3 separate regions of the Mus musculus genome follow, and all the other regions are linked to region 1. The links are chromatin loops, found by intact Hi-C in ENCODE. Cell type or tissue: left cerebral cortex. All regions are shown on one strand.

What was found. Hi-C counts contacts between places; a loop is a spot of excess contacts. Peaks named below come from ENCODE experiments on the same cell type or tissue, not always from the same donor. Only the 100,000 strongest peaks of a DNase experiment are listed, where the experiment ranks them.
Region 2: a loop joins it to region 1, with 3 times the contacts of the local background. A loop is called at or near these places in 9 of 42 quality-filtered maps.
Region 3: it touches region 1 in a loop (2.9-fold over the local background); 2 of 42 quality-filtered maps call a loop at or near these places.

Annotation. Positions count from the first base shown.
Region 1 is chr4:55,526,326-55,534,325 of GRCm38, forward strand. It overlaps Klf4 (Kruppel-like factor 4 (gut)), which reads right to left and starts at 6,150. Exons shown (of 5, transcript NM_010637.3): 1 at 5,542-6,150; 2 at 5,305-5,425; 3 at 3,674-4,658; 4 at 3,393-3,557; 5 at 812-1,975. The coding sequence starts at 5,546. The coding sequence ends at 1,800. Gm12506 (a long non-coding RNA gene) reads left to right here and starts at 6,385. Exons shown (of 5, transcript XR_390585.4): 1 at 6,385-8,000. In left cerebral cortex, CTCF peaks have their summits at 279 (motif pointing right), 4,132 (motif pointing left), 5,119, 6,201 and 2 weaker places; DNase peaks (open chromatin) are centred at 281, 4,074, 4,843, 5,084 and 4 more places; H3K4me3 peaks cover 4,550 bases; H3K27ac peaks cover 2,670 bases.
Region 2 is chr4:55,807,661-55,815,660 of GRCm38, forward strand. No RefSeq gene overlaps it. Among named protein-coding and RNA genes, the nearest start is that of Gm34482, 140 kb to the right of the region's middle. In left cerebral cortex, no CTCF peak of the experiment used is centred here; DNase peaks (open chromatin) are centred at 1,019 and 4,176.
Region 3 is chr4:55,969,631-55,977,630 of GRCm38, forward strand. Gm12519 (a long non-coding RNA gene) reads right to left here. Exons shown (of 8, transcript XR_881294.1): 3 at 4,737-4,819; 4 at 4,027-4,100; 5 at 3,294-3,481; 6 at 1,026-1,141. Among named protein-coding and RNA genes, the nearest start is that of Gm34482, 20 kb to the left of the region's middle. In left cerebral cortex, no CTCF peak of the experiment used is centred here; a DNase peak (open chromatin) is centred at 3,002.

The sequences.
Region 1 (8,000 bases):
CATGTCTACAAGTATCACACAGACTTTTCCATTTTGTGACAGCTAAAAATAGTTTTGCTTCAACCTGGAGAGGTGGCTACCTCTCCAGGGTTTTGCTCAGTTGCACCCCACCACTGGGCTACACAGTCCTGTCCTTCAGGGTTTGAGTAATTTTTAAATTGTTTCCATGCCTTCAGAGACATTCAGGAAGCTTTGAGATACTCTGTAGATAGTATATTTTGGATCTCTTTAGGGATAATATATGCAGCATAAATGAAGCCCTTAATCCTCAGGAGGGCACTGTGGAACTACATTCTGTTCTTAGGGTTGTTTGCCTGGGGAAGGTTCTTTTGTTACTTAGATTCTGTGGGGACTACAAGGCCAGGCCTGCACAGAAAATGATTCATAATTTCATTTAAAGACAAAATGTAACATGTACATATACACACACGTTTGTGTGTGTATGTGTCTATGTGTATAAATATAAATGTATGAAACTAGAGTGTTCTGGCCTACTGTTTAGTGCTCCCTGCTAAAATTGAGCAGATCAAAGAATAACTGAGCCACCTACCTGGAAATGTGCGTTTGGGTAAGGAGGTATACTTCTGCATTCGTACTAAACAAACATGAACCAGATGTTTTTTAAGGTCCCATCCGTACAGCTCTCAACTCCAACACTACTTCATGTAAAACTGAGTAGTCTAAAAAAGCAAGTTGCCTACATCCTCTTGCTAAGGTAAGGTTGGCTTCACAGTGTGGTTCTCACCAGTGGCCCCCCCCCCCCCCCCGTTAAAAAGTTCTTTTCCAGTTTCGAAAAAAAAAAACAAAGAGATTGTCGTTCAGATAAAATATTATAGGTTTATTTAAAACTTATTTCTCACCTTGAGTATGCAAAATACAAACTCCACAAAATGTTCATTTTTTTTTACTTTGTAGTTTACAAATATACAAAATAGAAGTTTGCTTAAATTTATATTACATATTTATTAAGGCAAGGAACTATATAGAAAAACACATTTGTTCTGCTTAAAGGCATACTTGGGAATAAACCATTGTACAAATTATTGCACATCTGAAACCACAGTGCATAACAGACTGTCTGCATAAAAATGTTACAGAAATAAACCAGGCTTATTTACCTGGCTTAGGTCATCAATGTAGATCGGAAGACAAAACTAGATTTTCCTTGTCAAAAGTATGCAGCAGTTGGAGAACTTTGGCTCCCCCGTTTGGTACCTTTAGAACCACGACTCACCAAGCACCATCATTTAGGCTGTTAGAACATGTTCTGTACCTGAATCGCTTCCTCTTCCTCCGACACAATAATGGCTTTTTTTTTTTTTAAGAAGGCAAAGAGCATACAAGGTGATCTTTACGTGTGTATTGCATCATCGAAACACAATTCAAGGGAATCCTGGTCTTCCCTCCCCCCAAGCTCACTGATTTAGTGTATACCCTGATATCCACAAACTTCCAGTCACCCCTTGGCATTTTGTAAGTCCGGGCATGTTCAAGTTGGATTTGGTATTGGAATGATAGAAGATCCATCCAGTATCAGACCCCATCTGTTCTGTGATTTTTTTTTCTTGTTTTTTTTGTTTGTTTTTTTGTTTGTTTGTTTTTAGTATTTCTGTTTTGTCTCTTGAACTCTTCCTTTCTCCTGATTATCCATTCACAAGCTGACTTGCTGGGAACTTGACCATGATTGTAGCGCTTGCCAGCTGGGCTCCTCCCCTCGTGGGAAGACAGTGTGAAAGGTTAGAAAAAAAAATACTGAACTCTCTCTCCTGGCAGTGTGGGTCACATCCACTACGTGGGATTTAAAAGTGCCTCTTCATGTGTAAGGCAAGGTGGTCCGACCTGGAAAAGGCCCTGTCACACTTCTGGCACTGAAAGGGCCGGTGCCCTGTGTGTTTGCGGTAGTGCCTGGTCAGTTCATCGGAGCGGGCGAATTTCCACCCACAGCCGTCCCAGTCACAGTGGTAAGGTTTCTCGCCTGTAAAGGGAAAGAGAACGGGCTGCTGAAGCCATTGCTAGAAGGAAGAATTAGCCACCCCCCTTTTTTTTCTTAAAAAAAAGGGAGAGGCCAGAGAGCAAATTCTACTGCATGCCCCACCCTCTCTCCTTTCAAGAAAGTAAAAATATAATAATAATAATAAAAAAAACCTTCAGGAATGTCTTTATGACACTTTAGGGCCATACTGAATTTCAGATGAAGAGGAATGACATGTGTTATGAGTTTAAACTCATGGAGAAACAGTAGTTAGTAACTTAAAAAAAAAAAAAGCAGATACCCTCTCAAAGCGTCCACCCCCACAGTACGGAGTTTTCACTCTCGAGCCTAACCAGCACTGGAAATGGACTGGATTAGAAGTTGGCTCTGCTAAAGGGATCTGCAATCCTATAGGTGGAACAACATTATGAACTAACCAGTACCCTGGAGCTCTTGTCTCTAGTTGCATATATATCAAAAGATGGCCTAGTCGGCCATCACTGGAAAGAGAGGCCCATTGGACAGGCAAACTTTATATGCCCCAGTACAGGGGAACGCCAGGGCCAAAAAGGGGGAGTGGGCGGGTAGGGGAGTGGGGGTGGGTGGGTATGGGGGACTTTTGGTATAGCATTGGAAATGTAAATGAGCTAAATACTTAATAAAAAATGGAAAAAAAAAAAAAAGAAGTTGGCTCTGTTGAAACCCAAAGGATCCCATGCCATTACGCTGGGTCCAGAATGCCACCCGTGGCTAATTTCTCCAGCAGAGCCGTTCTGGCTGTTTTCATAAATGCATCTGGAAGACTCTACCCACTAAAAGACTACCTGTGCGTTCTTTGTTATTTCGAGACTCGGGTTCTTGACCAGATCGGTCTTGAATCAACAGGATTCTTTCAACTTTGGTATTTGTAACTCCAAAGTTGAGTGTCACCCTACCCAGCTTGCAGGGACAGTTTTACACCAGAATCCCTGCAATGGGAACCATTAAATTCTTCAAACGTAAATACGATCTAATTATTCTAAAGACCAGAATAGAGTCAAGGGTAGGTAGATCTAAGAGGAGGAGGAGACAACAATGAAAATAATCTAGAAAATTTAAAACTTTTCTTTTAAAGATACCGCCACAGTTTTGCATTGCAAAGTATAACTTCTTGATTACCAGGCTAGGAGGGGCAGGCACACACAGGAAACTCCCTATCTTTTAAAGGCCCAATGAGAAACTGCACATTCAGGCAGCAGATAGCATCCATCAAGCAAAAGGCTTCTGGGCAAAACCATAGGCGCCTGTTTGCTGCCCTCCTCTGTGATCCAGGAGATGGAGAAGAGATACACCCCAGCACCCAAGAAAGCCCTAAGGAGCCCACAGCCAGCCTACGGAGCAGACAGGCACCAACCCTCCTCCACAGTGCTGGTTCCCTTACCTGTGTGAGTTCGCAGGTGTGCCTTGAGATGAGAACTCTTGGTATAGGTTTTGCCACAGCCTGCATAGTCACAAGTGTGGGTGGCTGTTCTTTTCCGGGGCCACGACCTTCTTCCCCTCTTTGGCTTGGGCTCCTCTGGCAGGCAGGAACCCGGTGGCATGAGCTCTGGGAGGGGGGGGGGTAAAGAAAGTGGGGTCAACTTCAATCTGGATAGTCTCAAGATCCCCAGAAACAAAGCTCCCAGCGCCATCTCTACCAGCCAGTCCCTTCCCCCCACTAACCTTGATAATGGAGAGAGGGGACTTGTGACTGCATCTGGTCTGGCAGGAAAGGAGGGTAGTTGGGCCCCGGATGGGGATGGAATCCTGGGGGAAGAGGCAGGCCAGGGTGACAGTCCCTGCTGTTCAGCAGTTCCTCGGGACTCAGTGTAGGGGTAGTCCTGGTGGGGAGCTGCCGCCCCAGGGGGAAGTCGTGTGTGTTGGGCCGGTGGCCGTTGCTGAGCTGGGGTCCAGCGCTCAAATGGGCCTCTAGGGACCGGCTGACCGTGCAGGACGGGACCGCCTCTTGCTTAATCTTGGGGCACATGCGCGGCGGGCCACCGCTGTAGGGCGCCACTACCACGGGGTGGCTGCCGTCTGGGCTTCCTTTGCTAACACTGATGACCGAAGGGCTGCTGTACTCGCTGCCAGGGGTGGTCAGAGACGCCTTCAGCACAAACTTGCCCATCAGCCCGCCACCTGGCGGCTGAGGCTGCTGTGGCGGAATGTATACTGGGTCCAACTCCGGCCGCAGGAGCTCAGCCACGAAGCCGCCCGAGGGGCTCACGTCATTGATGTCCGCCAGGTTGAAGGGGGCCGTGGGAGGTGGCGCAGATTCTCGGCTGTAGAGGAGCCCTCCACCTGTGTTGCTGGCAGCCACGCCCGGGTCACCCCCGGCCCGGATCGGATAGCTGAAGCTGCAGGTGGAGGGCGCGCTGGCAGGGCCGCTGCTCGCCGGGGAAGACGAGGATGAAGCTGACGCCGAGGTGGTCACGGTGGCGGCCACCGATTCCTGGTGGGTTAGCGAGTTGGAAAGGATAAAGTCTAGGTCCAGGAGGTCGTTGAACTCCTCGGTCTCCCTCCGGGCTAGGAGGGCCGGGTTGTTACTGCTGCAAGCTGCACCAGCTCCGCCACTCTCCAGGTCTGTGGCCACCGTCGCCGCCAGGTCGTAGGGGCGGCCGGGAAGTGGGGGAAGTCGCTTCATGTGAGAGAGTTCCTCACGCCAACGCTGCAAGAACAGGGAGGGAGAGAGAAACTGTTAATTGTAGCACCCTGTTGCCACCCCTAATATTGACTTGTTGGGTGAAGCACACCAACACCCTGCTATAGGAACTGGACAGAACAGGAAGGCAGCCTCGGGGACTCCAGGGGCCACACTGCAATCTCAGCTAACACCAAGGTAAGAGGTGGCGCGTTCGTTCTCCTGCAAGCTAGTGCCGTCGCTCCACCAGCCCAGTCCTCTTCCCCGCCAGATCCGCGGGACGCTCCAGCCGCCCACGGAATTGGGACACTGGGACACGGTGGCTTTCTCCCCATGCACCATAGCCACCGGGTCGCCCACGCGCTACGATCACTCCGGCCCAAAGGGTCTCGAGACTTGTCCACCTAAAATATAGTGGACTGAGTGCGCCCACCCCACGGTCCGGACGCCCGAAGACTAGTGGGGAACCGCTGTGCGCCCCTGGCGGTACCGCAGTGCCGGGACCACACGCACTTAAGGCCGACTCAAGGGCCGAGGAGCCACCTCGGAAGGCTGTAGAGTTCCAATGGAGGGCAATCCTTGTCCTAACCAAGGACTCTTGGTGACCCCCGGATTCCGCCCATACACCCCACCCCATCTGCAGAAATCTACAGGGCACTAGCGCGACACTCACGTTAGTCGGGGCACCTGCTGGACGCAGTGTCTTCTCCCTTCCCGCCGGGCCGGACGCGAACGTGGAGAAGGACGGGAGCAGAGCGTCGCTGACAGCCATGTCAGACTCGCCAGGTGGCTGCCTGCGGGCCGGGCGGGGCGCACAGGGACCAGGAGTCAGGGGACACCCTGGCCACTGCTCCGAAGCTTCCCTCCAATCCTCACCCCTTTCTGTTCCCAAGTCCAACATCTCACCTACCTCATTAATGTGGGGGCCCAGAAGGTCCTCCGGAGTCCGAAGAAGAGAGAGGGGTACCTGAGCCCCAAAGTCAACGAAGATTAAAAACTTTAGAAACAAAACCTCAAACCAAAACCCCCAGATTGCCCGAGATCCTTCTTCTTTGGATTCAATATAAACCGGCGATGTCTTTAAAAAAGTTCCTTTGTATACAAAAATTCTTAGAAAAGTTGTAAACTCTTATAAAAATAGACAATCAGCAAGGCAGATAAGTAGGTCCGATGGCCAGGCTGCACGCTCTTGGACTCAGCAGTGTCCCCCACCGTTGTCGCGGCCACTGTGGCTGTCGGCGGCGCGGGGGCTGTGGTCCGGGCGGTGGGCGGGCGGCGCCGCCAGGTGAGAATGGCCGCGGTGGCGCGGAACTGCGAGCTGGGCGGTGGCGCGGGGTGCGGAGTCCTGGGGACTGTGCCGGGTGCGCGCGGCCATGGGCGCGGGTCACGGGCGGGTTGCTGGGTGGGGGGCTGGAGGGGCGGGGAGGGGCACTCGGCGGCTCCGGGTGCCGCCGCCGCCCGCCACCGCCTCTGCTCCCCGCGCGCCCGGAGCCGCGCTCGCTCTCTTGGCCGGGGAACTGCCGGCGGCCGCCGCGCGCTTCTTACTTATAACTTCTCGCTCGCTTGCTCCCCGCCTCCTCCCTGTGGCGGCGCGCGGGGCTCCGCCGCCAGGCCCCGCCCCCTGCCTTTCTTCTCCCCGCCTTCCCGCAGCCCCCACTGCGCGTTGCCATGGTAGCTAAATAAACAAACTCCGCGCACGTGGGGGCGGGGGCGAGGGAGGGGCGCGGGCGGGGCGGGGCCAGGCCGTGACGCCAGCCAGGCAGCTGGCGGGCTGGAGCCGTGCTGACGCCGGCGGCGGTGGCGGCGACGGCGGCTCCGGCGCTGGGAGTACGGCGTGGCTCCCGTGGCCGCGCTACTCGGGGTCCTCTGGGCGGCCACGGTCGGTTCCCTGGGCTCGAAAGTCCTGCCACGGGAACCCTGGCGGGGGACAGGAGGTTGGGGGTGTGTGTGTGTGGGGGGGAAGAGGCGGCGCGCCCCTACCCCTGCTCGCGTACGCGCTTGTCCTGTCGTCTGCGCACTCGAGAGCGCGATTATCCGCGTGACTCATCCAGCCCGCCCTCTCTCGCATACGCACGCAGACGCCGGGCCGTGTCGGCGCAGGGCCTGGCCTGGCGCGGGTGCCAGTGGGGCCTCCCGTAGGGTGGGGGTGAGGGCCGGGTGATTGGGGGGGGGCGCTAGGAATCTCAGAAGCTAGGAGAAGGGGTTCCGCGCCTGCTATGAAAGAGAGCGGCCGGGATTGGGCACGTAGTCATCTTGATAATGGAAGGAACAAGGAAGGCGTTCCAGATTTACATTGGGGGTGGGGGAGTGGGAACGCGGAGAGGGACCGAGGCGCGGAGATACCTTTCACCAGGGATCTCAAAGCTCTTTACAAGCTACGCACTCGCACTCTTCATTTTGAAGATGAGAAGTGAGTCATAAAGAGGTGAAGCGGCGAGGTAAAGGTCATAGGACAACTCGCTCCCATCAACTTAGGTTCTGAGCTAGCCAACCCACTCAAAGGGACTTCACTGGGAGGTGATCCTGCGCTGGGAAGAGGAGCGCTGCAATGGGACCCTAGTGCTCCAAAGTGGCACCTCAGGCCCTTGCCTACCGGGAGGGGAAAAGGCAGTCTTTGTTTTAGTCTTATTACTCCTTTTCCCATTCCCCACTACCCTCAGTAATTTTCCAGCCGGGAAAGGTTTTCGCCCTCATCTCTACCAAGTACTTAAAACAAAACAAAAACCGTGAGTGTGGTGTTCAGTATAACTCGCTAAACTAGGTTTACTTTTTTTTTTTTTTTAAGGCTAGGTGTTTATTTTGGATTGGGGAGCAGAGTTGGGCTCCGCCGCCCTCATGGTTGAACCCTGGCGGAGACAGCTGAGGGCGGGGACTGAAGAAAGGCACTCGGGAAAGGGGGTCGATGCTCCAGCATAGGCAGCGTGTGCACTCGCTCCTCTCGGGGCGTCGGTGCCACGTCCTCTGTCGTTTCACCTGTTTGAGTCCCGGAATCCTTGGGACCTATATTAGTTTTCTTCGGAATATTTGTCATCCTGAATTTTCCACTTCTGGCCGACCACAGAAGCGCTCTTGGAATGCATCTCTTCCCAATGAAGTGGGGCTGCCCAGTCAGTCTGTCAAAGGCAGGGCTCGAGCTGGGAGCCTTTGAGGAAGGACTTTTCATCCTTTCTCTTGGTTTTGGCAGAGGACTAGGCGCGCTAAGGGGTGGGGAAGAGCCCGACTTCGCCTGGAAAGTGGCGCTCCCCCTTCACGTGACCTCGAGGGGTTCATCCCCATTCCCTTGGAACTAGGCCAGTTTAACTCTGAAAATATTACTCGTTCAAACAAAGGAACAACAAAAAGAACACCTGTTCCCACCCCTTCGCCCCC
Region 2 (8,000 bases), 280 kb after region 1:
CTTTCAGGAAGACCATAAAAGTTTACATCATTCAAGGTTTAGCATTGGTCCACCTGGGAAGATAAGACAAAGTGTATATATAGCAGCAGATATGGAAAGACTTTCAGAAACCTGTGATATCTCCTTTGTGTTACAGATGGTGGCAGTGATCTCTAGGATTTTAGGAGGTGGTGTATAGGCTGAAAGAGGAGGCAGAGGCACCAGTCAATTCAGCAACTCTGTATTGATTTGACAAGGGCCCCTCACCATGAGAGACATACTAGCATACTGTGTAGATACTGCTGGCTCTGGGCTTGGGGTACAGCCTGGTGACACATGTTCATTCTTCCAGCATCACAAACAATAAATAAACAAAAAGGACTAAGAAGTTGCTGGTTCAGATCTTGGCTTTGCCATTTCCTCATTAACTGGGTGTAGGCAAGTAATAAACCTTCCTGTGCCTCAATTTCTTTACCTGTACAGTGGGGACAATACTAAACTTTAAGCCCCACTAGAAGATTAAATGAACATCTAGACCCTTAGACAGTATCTGCACTCATGAGCCCAGTGTGACATTTTCTAGGCTTGTCACTACATTCTTTAAGGATCTGGATAATCTGAAAGTACTACCCAGTCTTGGTTCTTCGGCTGTTCTGTGCTGGGAGCAGCGTGAATCTGGGTGGGAGATTCCAGATGAGCCATGCTTCCAGATGAGCCATGGTTTTAGCCTTAAACTGCTTACAAAAATCCCTTTAATGGGAATATCACGAATGAATGGTGAACCTGAACCAGTCTCATGCTCTAAGGGAGGCATGCTCTGGAAGGCTTAGACCAAGTTCAGATACTGTAGCTATCTTCATCACAGAGATGGATAGGGTAAAAGCCTGGGTACGAGAGAAATCTGCTGTTGCCAATGACAGATTGTTTTCCAAGAACAGCACTACTGAAACTTCCTATTCGGCATGCTTTTCTCGATCTTTGGCACCTTCACTTCAGCAAGTGCCGTCTAATTTCCCCCTGCTTGCATCTGGGCAAGGCTCCCAGCGTGCTTGGAAGGAATAGAGGACAGAATGCCATCATGGAGGAGTGGAGTGACTGCTGAAGTCAGGTCACAGAGGTTCTGGCTGGGCACCCATGGGGGACATTCTACCTCCAGCTGGGACTTGAGAAGCCTGAGGCTGCCATTCTGTGAGGACACACATGGAAAGGACACACAGATTCTCTGGCTGACAACCCAGATGAAGGCTGAGGTCCCAGCTGACTGGCAGATGGGAAAGAAGGTGGCTTTAGATGACTTCAGTCCCTGGCTACTGAACCCCAGCTGTTGCATTTTCCTGAATGAAGCTTTAGAACTGATGACCACAGAGAGGCAAACCCGATTTCTTTCTAAATGCCTAACTCAGGATCTGTAAGGACACTAAGTCAGCTTCCCACCACTGAGACAAAATACCTTCAATTTAAAAGGAAGAAAGGATTATTTCAGTCCCTGGTTTCTTAGTCGATCATTTCCTTTGGTCTGTAGTGAGATAGAATATCACGTGAGAAGCATGTGATAGAGGAACATTCTTTACCTTGTGGCAGTCAGAAAGCAAAGTGAGAGACAAGTTGGTTGCGACTGAGTTACCAGTACCCCCTTTTAAGGGCATGTTCTCTGTAACCTGACTTCTGTATCCCTACAGTGCTATAAAACCACAGGCTAGAGACCATGCCTTTCTAACACACACTTTGAGGGACATTTAAGATAAAATCTAACCCAATGATGACTATTTGAAGTCATTGCATGTTGGAGTTATTTGTTATATGGCAATAGAAGCCAGAACACAGACCTCTAACCTTCTTCTGCATGGCTTATTCCCTGTTCCCTTAGGATTCCTACAACAAATATTTCCTTCTCTAGAGGTCTGAGAGGAAGAAGAAAACGTGCTTCCAGCACAGTTAATAAGATTTGTTTCTTTAGCAATCTAGAGAACTCCCAGTGATCAAAGATCAAACAGCTGGAAAAGTTTCTAGAGCTGTCATGCTTGCCAACATCTGGCTGTGCTAACACCCGGGAGAGACATCCCCAGCACCCCAGATGAGAGGGCATGCAGGATGATGGAGCCCCTCATCAGCCTGTGCTGCCTCACAGTTCCTCTGCTGGGCTGGCATGGATCATGGCATCTGGTAAAGATGAAATGAAGTTAATAAAGGAGAAATGTCAACTCCACCTGGAGGGACAGAAATTCCCTTAACAAGCCAAGAACTCTTGATCTGCTCCACAAGATGGCTCTCACATTTTCCCGATCTGTGCTGTTGTCTGGTGCTTATCAAGTGCTCTATATTTTATGTCTAATATAGTGTTCAGTTTCCATAAACAGGACGAGAAACAGTCAACCTCACTTTAGAATAGTGTTGCAGATACGAAGGCTTAAAAGATTAACTTGAATTGGCATGTCCAACCTGTAATTGGGTCACACGTGGCCATGGATTGCGCACAAACACCCTAATCATGTTCTGACTTAAACATTATGAGATTCCAGTTTTGTGATTTTTCTTTTGTAACTCTACTGTGGAGTTATTAAGCACAAAGTCTGAAGATGACAATGTCCCGGTCTAGTGTCCAAAGGTTTAATATAATTTTATTATTATTTAAATCAGTGATGAAGGTCAAATTTAATCCTGTGCCCTCCAATCCTAGATTCAATTTTCTTGTAATTGTGCTCTGAAATGAGCCCGTCTGGAGGAGAACATTGATTTCTGTCTATATGGAAATAATCAGGAGAATGCTCAATGAAGATATGTGCTTACTCCCACCTTTGAGGCTGTTCTAAAGTCCCAGAATCCCATGCTTCATTTGAGTGGTTTGATTAATTTTCTGCTCTGAGAGCTGGATTTGTGTGATTCTTCTCAGAAGCAAGGTGCTCATAATTTTCAAATTCTTTCCACCAAGATGATATAAAATTGATTTGAAGTATTTGCTCATGCCAATGGTGTAAACCCTCGAAGTGTGGCTGACTTCAAGCTACTAAGTCAACATCATTCACCACAAAGCTGAACAGAGATAGCATGCCTAACTTTCGCAAGCCAAAATTAGCCAAATTCAGCAGTGGATGGAATCAATGCAATCAAAAGGTACTTTATAACCCCTTTCATTCAAATTTTCATCATCAGAGATAGTGTGGAAAAACAACCCAGTGTTTATGAGATAGGAAGTACTTTGTCTGCAGACACATCTGAAAAAAGATCACCGTTATGGAGCAGTGAGATGACAGCTCCAAAGAGCCCCTTATATCAGTAGCCCTGCAGCGTGGACGCAGGTTCCGAATGCTGATTCCATAGTGTGATGTGAAAACCCTGCTCGAAACGTTGCAGGGATGGAGGACAGACCTGTAGGTCTGGGTGGTAACAAAGGACAAGCTCACAGACCACTGTGACTTCACAAGCAAGCTCATAAAGTAGCTTCTGGCTCTCACCTTGCTGTGGCTGTGGAGAGAGAAAGGTTCTCAGCTTCTGCCTGGATGCTCTCTCAACTCTCTTAACCGAGTAAGACGAACTACCCTCATTGCTGCCCTGGGGGTTTTCCAGTGCCTCCCTTCTCTCCATATATTCTCTCTTTGTCCCTAGACACCTTGTAGCATGTCCTTTTCTTACAGGGTAGTGGAGGGAAAGAAATAGATGAGTCTTCAATGAAGACACCTGGGCTAGCTGGAGACCAAAATTCCAGAGGTGCTAGGGTGCATACATCCAAGAGCACAGCAATGGCGGTGAGCGGGGTCACTAACACTAGAAAGGGCAGCTGGTTGAGTTATTCACATCTCAGGACAAGTTGGCATGAACGAGGCAGAGGACATTGGGGTGAATCTGAAAGCCAGTGATCTGATATGTGCCTTCCCGCATGTCCAAAGTGAATCAGAATGGATTTCCAATTCCTTCAATGTACAGATGTCTTATCTTTGTGATTATGAATCGGTTGAATCCCCAACAATACTGTCCTGTGCTAACTTCTGCTTACCATGTGAGACACAGCTTGATTGTCACTCCTTGGACTCTTTTGATTCTGCCTGCACACACACACACACACACACACACACACACACACACACACACACACAGAGTACTAGAACTGTAAATTCTGGCCTTAGCATTGCCCTGGCTTGATGGTCTCAAGTCACCCCCCTCAACCCACATTTCCTCATCTGTGAAACCAAGGGCTGGTCACCACTGAGCTATTCTGGAGTTCTGAGGAAGTATGTGCCCTGAGCGTCTACCCACAGCAGTGCCCAGCAACCACTGTAGGCTCTCCATTCTGTTCTAAGTAGAATGAAGAGCCTCAGGTCACAGCAATTCATTTTCTGACACTCAGGATATAGCCTTGCTTTCCGTGGCTCCAATTGCATGCTGACATTTTCGATGGAACCAGCTTAATGGAGAAAAATGACTCTATTCCCCAAACAAGACAGACATTGGCAGGGGCTGGGGTGGGTCTCCGGGACCTTTGATTTACATGTCACATGTCTCTAATTCTGAGGAATTCAAGCATCGTCTCTGCTTTGCCTCTCATTCTCTACCCATCCCGTTAATAAAGATTAATAGAAGGACTCAACTGTCGTGAGGAAAACAAACCAAAATAGCAATTTCCAATGGTTGGCCTTAGAAACACAGCACGGCCCAGTTTGCACATCTCATAAAATGCCATCCAGTTAAATCTGTGGTTATTAAGCAATTAATACCCAGTTTTGGTTCTGCTTAGTCTCTGGAAATGGCATTTTCCAAAAGCATGAATGTTACAGGAAATTTCTTCACTCACTTATCCTTGGTAGTTTAAATACTGTTTCATAACGGAAAGTGGGCTCTCCTTTTCTTCTGCAAGCAGGAGAGAGCTGACCATTTATTTATTTATTTATTTATTTATTTATTTATTTATTTATTTATTTAAAAAGCTGGGTGTATGGCTGTGATATTTATTTCTTCCCAGGGTGACAGAGAACTTAAGGATAAGAAAAATCTTTCTAAACTCTAAGCATAACTGTACAGGGGCAGCATGAGCATGAGCTGTCCTGGAGAGGATTATACTCTAGGACCTCACGTGTGTTTAAATACTTCAACCAATTCCCAACCCTGAGAGAATCATGTTGCAGAGAAAAGCATAAGATGAGGCCAGTTTCCAGAACAGAAATGTCACCTGCATTGTTTTTTAAGAAGTTCAAATGGACACTCGTGCATCAGATCGTAGGTTTTCTCTGTTGTTTCTTTCTTTCCCTTTGTAAATTATTCTTGTGATTGCCCTTTAACCCCCTGATAAAGAAGTGATATTTCTGCTAGTGCAGTTCCTCAACCGGAGTTCGAGGAATTTGCAAACACTCATCTCACATGGCACAGCCTCAAAGTTTCCTCATGACTTGGCCGTCCCAGGTCTGACGGGATGCCTGCAAAGTGCGGGCCTTGTGGCTAGGAGTGGAGTCCAGTGGTGGAGTGCTTGCCCCGCCTGTGTGAGTCCTTAAGTTTTCTCCCCAGCAACAGAAAGCAACACAAAAGAACATGGGTAATGGTGCTTCCTGGGTAACTGAGTCCTGCGCTGCACTGGAAAACATCAATGCCAAGGTCACTTTGTATGTACCTAATCTGTGACGTGTTTGTGTCTTAGGATAACATCCAAAGGCCTAAGGAATCCTCCCTCTTATGTGAGCAAGTGCATTGGCCTTGAGAGATTTCAGACTGGGAATAAATAGGATGGTTTTCAACTGAGGATTATAGAATTATTCCTTTTTTTTTCTAAGTGTGATAAAGTCCTGAGGAGACTTTGAGGAGAAATAAATCCACGCAGTTTTGTGCCCTTGCTCTGTCCCATTGAAGGAAGAGCTGTGAAGGCCATGTCCCCGTTACTTCTACTTGAAATGAAATATAGTCCTTTATGTTCATATGGAAAGAAACTCAGCCCAGGCAAAGGAACTCTATATAGATTATTCTTTTCTTTATTTTGCTCCACCAAAATCTTAGTACCTTATTGCTCTAAATATAACAGAGCCAAGGGAGATCAGAAATGTTCATTGGGGGGTGTACCAATAAATGTTTTAATTTGAATAATATTAGAAATGTTCTTTGATGAGCCAAGTAGTTTTTGATCATCTCCCTTTTGGGTAAAGGGACGATGAAGTTGATTTAAGAATAGCCCCTCTGATAGACATCTAAACTCTTGAACTGGGCATACAGCTGGGTGATATAATATATGCCTGGCACACATGAGATTCTGGCTCTGATCGCCAGCATTGGGGAGGCAGGAGCAGAAGAGAAAGTCAATATATAAATCTCACACCTGTATTGATTTTATGATTTTTGTCCAGCATCTCTCTCAGTTTCCTGGTGAAGTAGGCAAGACAGTCCAGTTTTCTGTTAAGTTCATTCAAATTCCCTCAGACATCCGGACAAACTTGTGCTCCACAACCACACAGCAGTCAAGACACTCATGTAAGCATTTTTGTCCGTCCTGTCATCTGACAGTAACTGTCCTTTTCTCACATGGAATACTGAGGAGACCAAGGCTCAGTGTTTGATAGAAAGTTGGTGCTGGTGATGTCTCAGAACCCGAGCTCTGTGTTGCTGGGTCTAATTCTTAGGAGGTGTTTCCACAGCATCAGATGGACCTCAGATGTTTCCATGACTGTAATTTATGGGAAGTGCTATCAGGGAATGGCAGGGCTGGGAGACCCTCCACTTTATCCCTAGTTCCACCATTGTAGGTCCAGTGTACACCGGATGTCTCAGACAATTTCATTTGAATAAGCTTCAAGATATTTCGTTTTTTAAATTTGTGTGTGTGTGTGTGTGTGTGTGTGTGTGTGTGTGTGTGTGTGTGTGTGTGTGTGTGTGTTCAGTGCTAGAGGACAAAGTCCGGTCCTTACGCATACAGGGCAACATTTTTACCACCTAAGCCCTGCACATTTCATACTTGCTGGAAATCAGCATGCTGCATGTGCTGAGATCTATGACCCCAACATTTTGGGATGATAAGGACTGAACCCAGGGCCTTGTGAAGGCTGACTCTACTACAAAACTACATCTTTAGCACTAGATACCCCAACTTTTAAACTGCCATTTCCAAGTGAATAAGCCAAGAGTCTTGGTTACATTGTTTTGTTTGTTTGTTTTGTTTTTGTTGTTGTTGTTTTAAAGTTGATTTTATTCTGAACAACTTTCTGTTGATCTCTGTCAAATCTCGTGTTCATTAGGGCCCCACTGGCATGTTGGGAAAAGTCTCCTGGGGTGATGAGAGTGGGTTTGGGTCCTGGTTGTACCGTCAAATCCCTGTGCAACCTTGAAGTTACTTCCTCTCTAGCTCAGTTTCGATATCTGTAACATGAGGACGTTGGACTAGATCAACTTCCAGGCTCTGCAAGTTTGAGGAAGACCTGAAGACTCCCCCAGTGTTCTGCAGTGAAGTGCTCATGGTTGCTGGAGGGAGGCTTGGACACTGGCTTAGTAAGCACACAAAGCACAGCCCGTCAAGATGATGTGAACTCCAGCTATACATCAAATAAATTTCTTTTTCATCTTTTTTTTACATATATGTATATCCAACACTATACTAGGAACATGATGTTCTTTTCATGTGCTGTGTGGACTTGTGAGATGCTTCAGCAGGCGATGGCATTTGGCTCTAGCATTGCAAAAAAGAAGGTAAATAAATATAAATAAAATACCTTAAGTCACATACTCAGATGAAATTGCATATGAAATCCTTGTGAGCTAAATTCTATCCCACCTAAAAGTGGGAATCGTACTACAAAGTCATCCTCTAACCTCCATGCAGGTGCTATGCTATACATGAAACCACACACACAAAGCACATATTAGTAATATTTTTTAAAAAGTCATTAAAATAGGTTGTATATCTAAAATTCAAACTTTTCCATGTGCCCTGTACGACATTCATTCATGTTGAGAATTGTAATTCTGAAATGGAAATTAATTACAAATATATCAGCATATACACTGTTGTTTTTCATATTTGATGATCTAACTAAAGCTTTGGACTTCAATGAAAT
Region 3 (8,000 bases), 440 kb after region 1:
ATGTTTACCCATTGGAGAAAGAACCCACCCTCAGTAGCAACATCTCATAAACTAGAATCCCAGATTGAATAAAAAGAGAGGAAGCCAGCTGAGGACCAGCTCAGATCTTACTCTGATCTCTGCTTTCTGTCACAATGTAACCAGTGGCTTTGTGCTTCCACCACCCTGCCTTCTGCCATGATGGGTTGCATCTGCCCCAAACCAAGAATTAATATAAAAACTTCTTCCTTTAAATTGTTCCTGTCAGATGTTCTGTCATAGTGTTGAGAAAAGCTAGTAATATCGGAACATATCCTAAGAGTTGACCTTTTATAAAATAAATGTGAGTTTTCTCTCTGCTTGGCTTAGAACTTCAGAGGACATCTTTATTCCCCAGAAAATTCTTGTGCTGTTTTCTCCTTACTTTCAAGTCCCAGGCGAGGCCTCTCTGAGGTGCACTCCCTCAGGAAGCTTATGGTTATTCTAGGAAGGGAAGCAGACAAGAAGGGACCAGTCAACTGAGATGCCCCTTTCGTGACCACTGGGATGGCCATGAGCTGGGGTTGCTCAAGGAATGCAGAGGAGGCTACTAACAGAGAAGTCTTTACTGGGAAGCAACATTAAGATGAGTTTTAGAGGAAAAAATGAGTTTTCTTGGTAAAAACAGAAATGCGATATAAAACCAACCAAATGAAACACCGTGATGAATCCACACTGTCAGAATCTAAAATAATCACTCAGGTGAAATATATGTGAAACGTGAAGGGGCTGAAGCACTGGAGAGTGTGAGAGCCTGCACCTTTGGAACAGCTGAGACTGAAAGATGGACAGGTTATCCAAAACCTCAGCATGTCCAGCAAGAAGTGAATGACACAAGTAGGCATTTTGTCCAGTAAGATGTGTATGATAGAGTGTAGGGGTTGAGGGCATAGGGACTGGTGAAGGACAGTGTGTTAGAAGCATCAGGTCACAATCTGCACAGAGTGGTTCTGAGGGACATGTGAAAGCTGGACTGAAGTTGTCCGTCCAAAGGCAGAAATACATACCCACGGGGAAGAAACAATGGAATTTCAATCATTGTAGGAATCTCAGGCATGGAGAGGACTTTGTTGAGTCCTCCAGAGAAATCCTGATACCAGCAAAAGCTGATTTGAGAGAGACTCTGAAAGAGACATTGTGACAGTGAAGTTAGGCAGACAGAAATGGTAAGGAGAGTCAAAGCTGTTCCTCAGATTCTGGCTTGGACAACTGGGTCGATCAGTGGCTCTTCACCTTCTTGATGCTGTGATCCTTCAGTACAGTTCCTCATGCTACAGTGACCCCCATGAAATTATTCTCATTGATACTTCATAACTTTAATTTTTCAACTATGGTGAGTCATAATATAAATATCTGATGTACAGAATATCTGATATGCTACCCACAAAGGGGTCATGACCCACAGGCTGTGACATGCTAGTGTAGATGAAGGTGTCAAATAATAGGGAAACACACTTCTTTCTACCTTCTGTTTCAGACTGGACTGGCATCATGAAGTATCATAGACCCTAACAAATGAGATAGTTTCTCAGAAATACAGAAGGAACTAGAGTGGTTGGCTCTGTGTTGGGATTCTCTTCATCCTACAAAAGGAGATAGATAAGAACTTGCCTTCATAGGAGGGTTAGAGGTAATCTGAAAATTAATAATGAAGACTTCCTACTGCAAATATAGAAAGTTAGGTACCTGGGAATTCATTTGTGCAAGACCTTAAACTAGAACTTGAGTGTAACAGATCAATGGGAGGCATCCTTTTCTTGTTGACCTTAGACCTTAGTAAATTATAGATCAGTGGTGAATAACTCTTCTAGAAGTTCAACCCTTTAGACCTTAGATAGCCTCAGGTCATGGAAATCCTACCTCTGAACATAAAAGTTGAGGATGATCTTGTCGACCTCCTCCCTTAGACAGACATACCTCTAATTCCTTGGGCTGGGGCTGTCTACTTACTTGAATCCTAAGTGCCTTGTTAGCATGAATCATGTTCTAATTTTTCAGAGGGTTTTACTTGTTGGAAAGAGTACCTCCTTTGATCTCAGATTAGAGCATATAGGCTTTAAGTTAATCATTTATCTGGCATCAGGCTTTCCCAGACTTGATTTCTTTGATGCTGTATGATATTCAAAGAGTTCGGGCTTGGCCCTGTAGCCAATATGGCTTGACTTCAACAGCAACTAGTATCTCCATTTTTCTCCTTCTCTTTGATTATAATTCATCATTCTGGGAGTTCAAGGATCCATTGATGGGATAAGACATACTCCCAACCCCAGAAATGCTAATAATGAAAAGCAGAACCTGATACACACTAGACAAGAGCTTTGCCACTGAGCCACCACCCTTGCTCAGGTGAGTCTTTAAGAATACTTGGTTCTTTCATGGACCTTGCTGTCATTTAGAGAAAACAAGCATCAAACAGACTTTATTTTTGTTCTAGTGCTCTTTTCATGAGCCAAGTACGTTCATTCCATCTTTTTCTTAATCTCTTGAATCAGCCCCACAGAGTAGAAAGGGTGAGGAAAAGAGCTAAACTTTGCAAAAGAGAATTTTTAAAGACTGATTGCAAGACATATCCCCTATATCATGGTGGCAGACATGGAAGAAGCAAACGCTTATTGAGACTTAACATAATTCTTCCATATATGGAATTACTTAATTCATAAACCCATCCTTGAAGTGTCGCTGTGTCCATCTGAAAGATGAAAACATAGATCTTAAAGCAGAGATGGAAGCAGCTGTCTCAGAGTTGCCCTGCAGTATCATCACTCCTCATTGACCCCTCATTGTCTGATAGTAAGAATGCTATGTTGTATTTAAGTTTCTCAGGCCCACTGTAACAGGATAGCTGCATTTCTTCTGAGTTAAAACTTGGAAGAAGAAGCAGAGCAGGGAAAGTGGGTCATCTCTTGTGTTTACAGACACATTTGGAAATGTGCTTTTCTATGTATAAAATGAAAGAAGTCACAGAGACATAAGCCAGCTGCCTGCGTGCTTCTGACAGACGCTGGAGCTTTCCAACAATCAGCCATCCTAAACCAAGCCGAGATTCCCTAAACCAAGCTGAGATTCCCAAGCCAGATTGTTCTGCTCTAGACCACAGGCTAACCCGGTGAGGAAAAGGCTTTGTTCGCCCTGCCCTTTTGTTTATTTTCCTCTTCTTATGTGCTCTGTGGTCTGGCGGGGGTATGGAAGCTTCAATGGAGAAGCCAGTATGGCGGTAGTCTTTCTTGGTTTTGGACTGAGTTAGCTAGCTTCATTTCTCAGGCAAATAGAAATACCTGCAAGTCAGAGCATTTGTTAATTCTAAAGACAGGCAGTTGTCCAGGACACCGGGCAGGAAGACATTCCTTGGAGAGCTGAAAGAGGAGGGCAAAGGCTTCCACTCTGTACTCTGGATACTCTTCCCCATGTTCCTTCTTGAATGCTATCTCTCCCCACGGTTTCCCATGAGGTCACTGAGTCGTAGCTTTGATGGACAGCAAAAGAGAAACAAGCTAGTGCTACTTCAGGCCAAGAGCTCCCACACTTTTTCTCCTTTAATCCCCCTCTAACCCCTTTCTGAAGTGGCTATTATGACTGTAAATCCAGCAGAGGAAACCGAGGCTCTGAGTGGCATGAGGTCATGCTTTATGGAGCAGCTGATCCTGACACCGTGACTCTTAACCCTGTTCCATCTTCCCTGGTTCTATGCCATGTCACTCACAGATGCAATTTTAATCTTTTCTGAGACTCATAATAACCTATCCTACTGGCAATTGAGAGCCAAACCCTTGTTTAAAAGTAGCAATGAGTAAGTAGTTCAAGGGCAATCAACTTCTTAGCTTCGTCTTCGTCCTTCCTCAGGCTTAGTGGATGTCACGAAAATAACAGATACCAAATAATTGCTCATTGTGATAAAATTCAACATTTTCATGCACACATACCCCACAACTGCTTCTTCTTAAATAAAGTTCAAGGACCTCTGACATTTTAGGTAGTGTTTTCCTTCACCCCAATGTACCTGATTCTTACCACTTGTGCTGGTCTTCTTCCTCATCTTCTTCGGCTGAGATCATTGGAGCTGTGACCTCTTCCATCTCAAAACTCTAATCAGAAGTGCAAAGGAAAGCTGGGTTATCCCAAGCATGTTGCATAGGGAAGTTACACTTTGGACTCCCCTAATTCCCAAAGCTATGGTTCAGAGTCTGGTTTTCATCTTCAAGGATCTTAGGCATCTCCTGGGGCTACAAGAAGAATGCTCTAATTTCAGGACAGAATATAGCCCAGAGCCAACTTGGCAAAGGCCAGAGGGATATAAATTCAGAGCGACAACTTAAGGAACATGGTTTTAATAGAAACATACTTCTATTTCTTCTCCAATCACATGTCAACTGTCTATTTGCATGGGGAGATTCAAGCTAAAATAAGAGTTGTCAGAATTGGTAATTGAGGGGCTCTGATTTTTTCCCCAAAGCTCCCCTATCCTCCAGATGACAACTTTGAGAGATCCTGTGGGTGGCTGGGGACTTTGTGAAGTCAGCATTATGGAGCAGTCAGAGATTTTCTACGTTGCTTTGTTTTATGCCATGGGGTATAAATCTGAAAAAAAAATCATTTAAGAAAACATTAACAGACCCATGGATTGCATTGCATACATGCTGGGTGGCAAGATTTCAAAAGATTATAGTATATTTCCCCTGAGGATCATACTGTCCAATATAGGCAGCAGACCCAAAACTGACCTGATTTAGAAGTACTGCAGGTGACTGTAAGCATCTTCAGACTTGAATGAGAAGTGGAGAGAGAACAACCTCTCAGAAGATACCTAGGGGAGTAGAATTAGTGTTTGGTGTTTGTAAATGAAGGAAGCATAGAAAGTGAATGGAGAGTTTGGGGAACTACTACAAGGTAGTTTGTGAAAGACCAACATAGTGTTTTTGCACACAGTAGAGAAGCAGGAGAGGCCCTTGGCAAATTAGATAGAGGCTTAACCATATATGACCTTTAACTTCACATTGAGAAGTACCAATGTCCCTTCTATCAAGCACAGAGAGTGTCATGGTCAGAGAAACACAATGGGATGAGCAATCACCTTGGCTGCAGTATAGTGGGTGAAGGAGAACAGAATTATGAAAACATAAGGAAAAAAAACTAGAAATGAGGATAATATGCAAGATCTTATAGGAAAGAAGTGACTAAGTCCAGGAGAGAGAGGGACAGTGAGCTGAAGAAATAGAGTCAGCAAGATGGTTAAAGGATACCTTCAGAGACTGCTGTGATGTTACCCTGCAGAAAACCACTTATTGTCTACCAAAGCCTTTTGTAGGGGATCACAGGGTGAGGATGGATTATTCTCTTTACTGTGAGGTGGTCAGATAGAGGGAGATACTTGCTTTTGGAAGGAAATGGGCCTTCGGTTAAATGCAAGGGCTAGGGTTTTCAGGATCCCTTTCTGCATATACTTTATCAGTACAGGAATTGAGAAGCACTTATTATTATTATCATCATCATTTAAAGTTATGATCTTGTTATAAAACAACACAGAAAATAATGTAATGTTTGAAATAAATTTAAAAGGAGTGGCAAACAAGCTGCTTGGTAGTCAGTGATGATTCTAACTGGACCACTTGTGAAGTGAGTTGCTTATAGCACAATGTGAAATGAAATTTCAAAATTTCCTTCCTAGAATTGCTTATTGCAGTTCAGCATACACACCCACGGTGAGCAACAGAGCCTTCAGTATCCGCTTTCATTAGCATCGATCCTCATCTTTCCAAAAAAAAATCTGTCAGCATGATAAAAATAAAACTTTTGTCATTGGATAAGTTTTATTTCCCTACCAGTGAAGTGCTTGGAAGTTCCTGTTCTCACTTCATGGATGAACAAACTTTATGAATGTGGACTATTAACAAGCTATACTATAGATGGTAAAGTATAGGTATGATATAGGTGGTAAGTGGCTGATAATGGACATCAAGTCTGTCCAGGAAGACTTCTCAGCTGATGATCTTTTGAGCGTCTATTGTGCCAAGAGATACCCCCACTTTCTCTGAATTGACAATCTGAAGCTTGCTCTTTGTTTCTTTTAACTGAGAATGGACTCATAGACACTCACTGCCAAGGCTAGACTACACTCACAGGAGACTTCTTCAGGATTTCTTCAGTTCACAGAGGACCTGGAGTGAGGGCAGTCAGACACTGTTCTACATGGAGATCATACATATGATTGAGTTTGGGTAGCTGGTGCCTCCATGGAATCCTTGCATTAAAAATAGCCTCAGTAATTCAACCTTCTGTTCTTTCTATGAGAGCACGGTCTTCAATCTTCTATTGAAACTTTATGGACCCCACAACTTATTTGTGGATCTAGCCAAAACTCTGACATCTGGCACCGGAGGCCATGAGGACCTGGCCTGGTCTATGGCTACCATAGGCTCATGCCATGGTCTCTCATTCCAGAATCTTATTTTACTTGTTTTGAATCATCTCTTGTCTTTTGGCTTCAGTGCCACCAGCCTATCGTTCCCTCTACCCCAAAATTTCTCCTCTAGGAAGGGTGGTCTTCCCTTATCAAGGAAGGAGGGCTGATTTTCCTCATCCTTACAGTGAGTGCCTAAACAGTCCTTACCAGGAAGCTGAAATATATGGAGACTAATAGATGATGACAGCCCCACAGAACATCTTCTTAAGCCTTTAATGAATCATGTACCACTAGGCACAGATCGTCCAGCAGACACTCTCCAGTTCCACAAGGAGCAGTTTCTGCTTCCAACCATTGTGTACTTTGGTGGTTCTCAGCTGTTTCTGTTTGGGAATGTACTCAGTGAAAGACAAATTCCAAGATCAAAATTCCATCCCCTTCCTGGAAGCAGCCTTCATGGAAGGCAGGTGACGAGAGGCTCAACTTTCTTGCTTCTATTTGGGATAAGACTGAAGAGCCATCTCTCTGCCAAGTTCTCCATAAGACTAGCAGAGTTCTTTTGCTTAATTCATTGTATCAGCTTCTTTGCCTGTGTCCAATCCATTTACAGTTCCATCTTATAGGGGCCAGTTCTCAAACTCCTCTCCAATAACTGTTTTGTGTACAAAGGACCACCTCAGAGTCTGCTTTTTATGGAATTTCATCTGGAATGATGACAAGCAAACAGATGTGATACCTGTTCACACAGATCTTGAAGATGCCTTTGTCCACATGACTTCTGACTCGAAGCCAATAGCTTGGTCTAACGCACTGTTCAACACTGAGCTCCAATCAGAGGAGCAAGAAGTCCATCCAGAGGATCACTTCTCTCTCTCTGTGAGGTTCCACTGCCTGAGGTTTACATAGCCAGTGTCACCCATTGGGGACCAAATGTTCAAACACATGAATCTATGGGGAACTTTTCACGAAAGGACAAAGAATAGTGTGAGGATGGAATTAATGGGAAAGAAAAGGAATTCTGATAGAATTGTGTATATATATACACACAAGAGCTCTGAATGAGCAAATATGCTTGGCAGATATAAAGTTGTTTGGACTCAGCAATGACCACATGAGACTGAGATCATTGCCCATATTTACTGAGACACTGAGAGTATTCATGGCTGCTCTGCTGGTCTGGGATTTATGAACTGAACCCATATTTTCTCCATTAATTATTTGATTTATTAATTTTACATCCTGATCCCCGTTCCCCCTTACCCTGTTCATAGAGTCCCTCCTCCCCACCCCTCCCCTCCCCTTCTTCTATGAGAAAATGGGGCCCTCTCCTGGGTACCCCCCCATCCTGGAGCATCAAGTCTCTGCGGGGTTAGTCACATTGTCTCCCACCGAGGCTAGACAAGGCAGCCCAGTTGGGGAACAGGAACTAGCTTTAGGGATAGCCCCTGTTCTAGTTGTTGGGGGACCCACATGGAGACTGAGCTGCACATCTGCTACAAATGCACCAGGAGCCTTGGTCCAGGCCCTGTATGCACTTTGGTTGGTGACTCAGTCTCTGAGAGGCCCAAGGGTCCAGGTTTGTCGA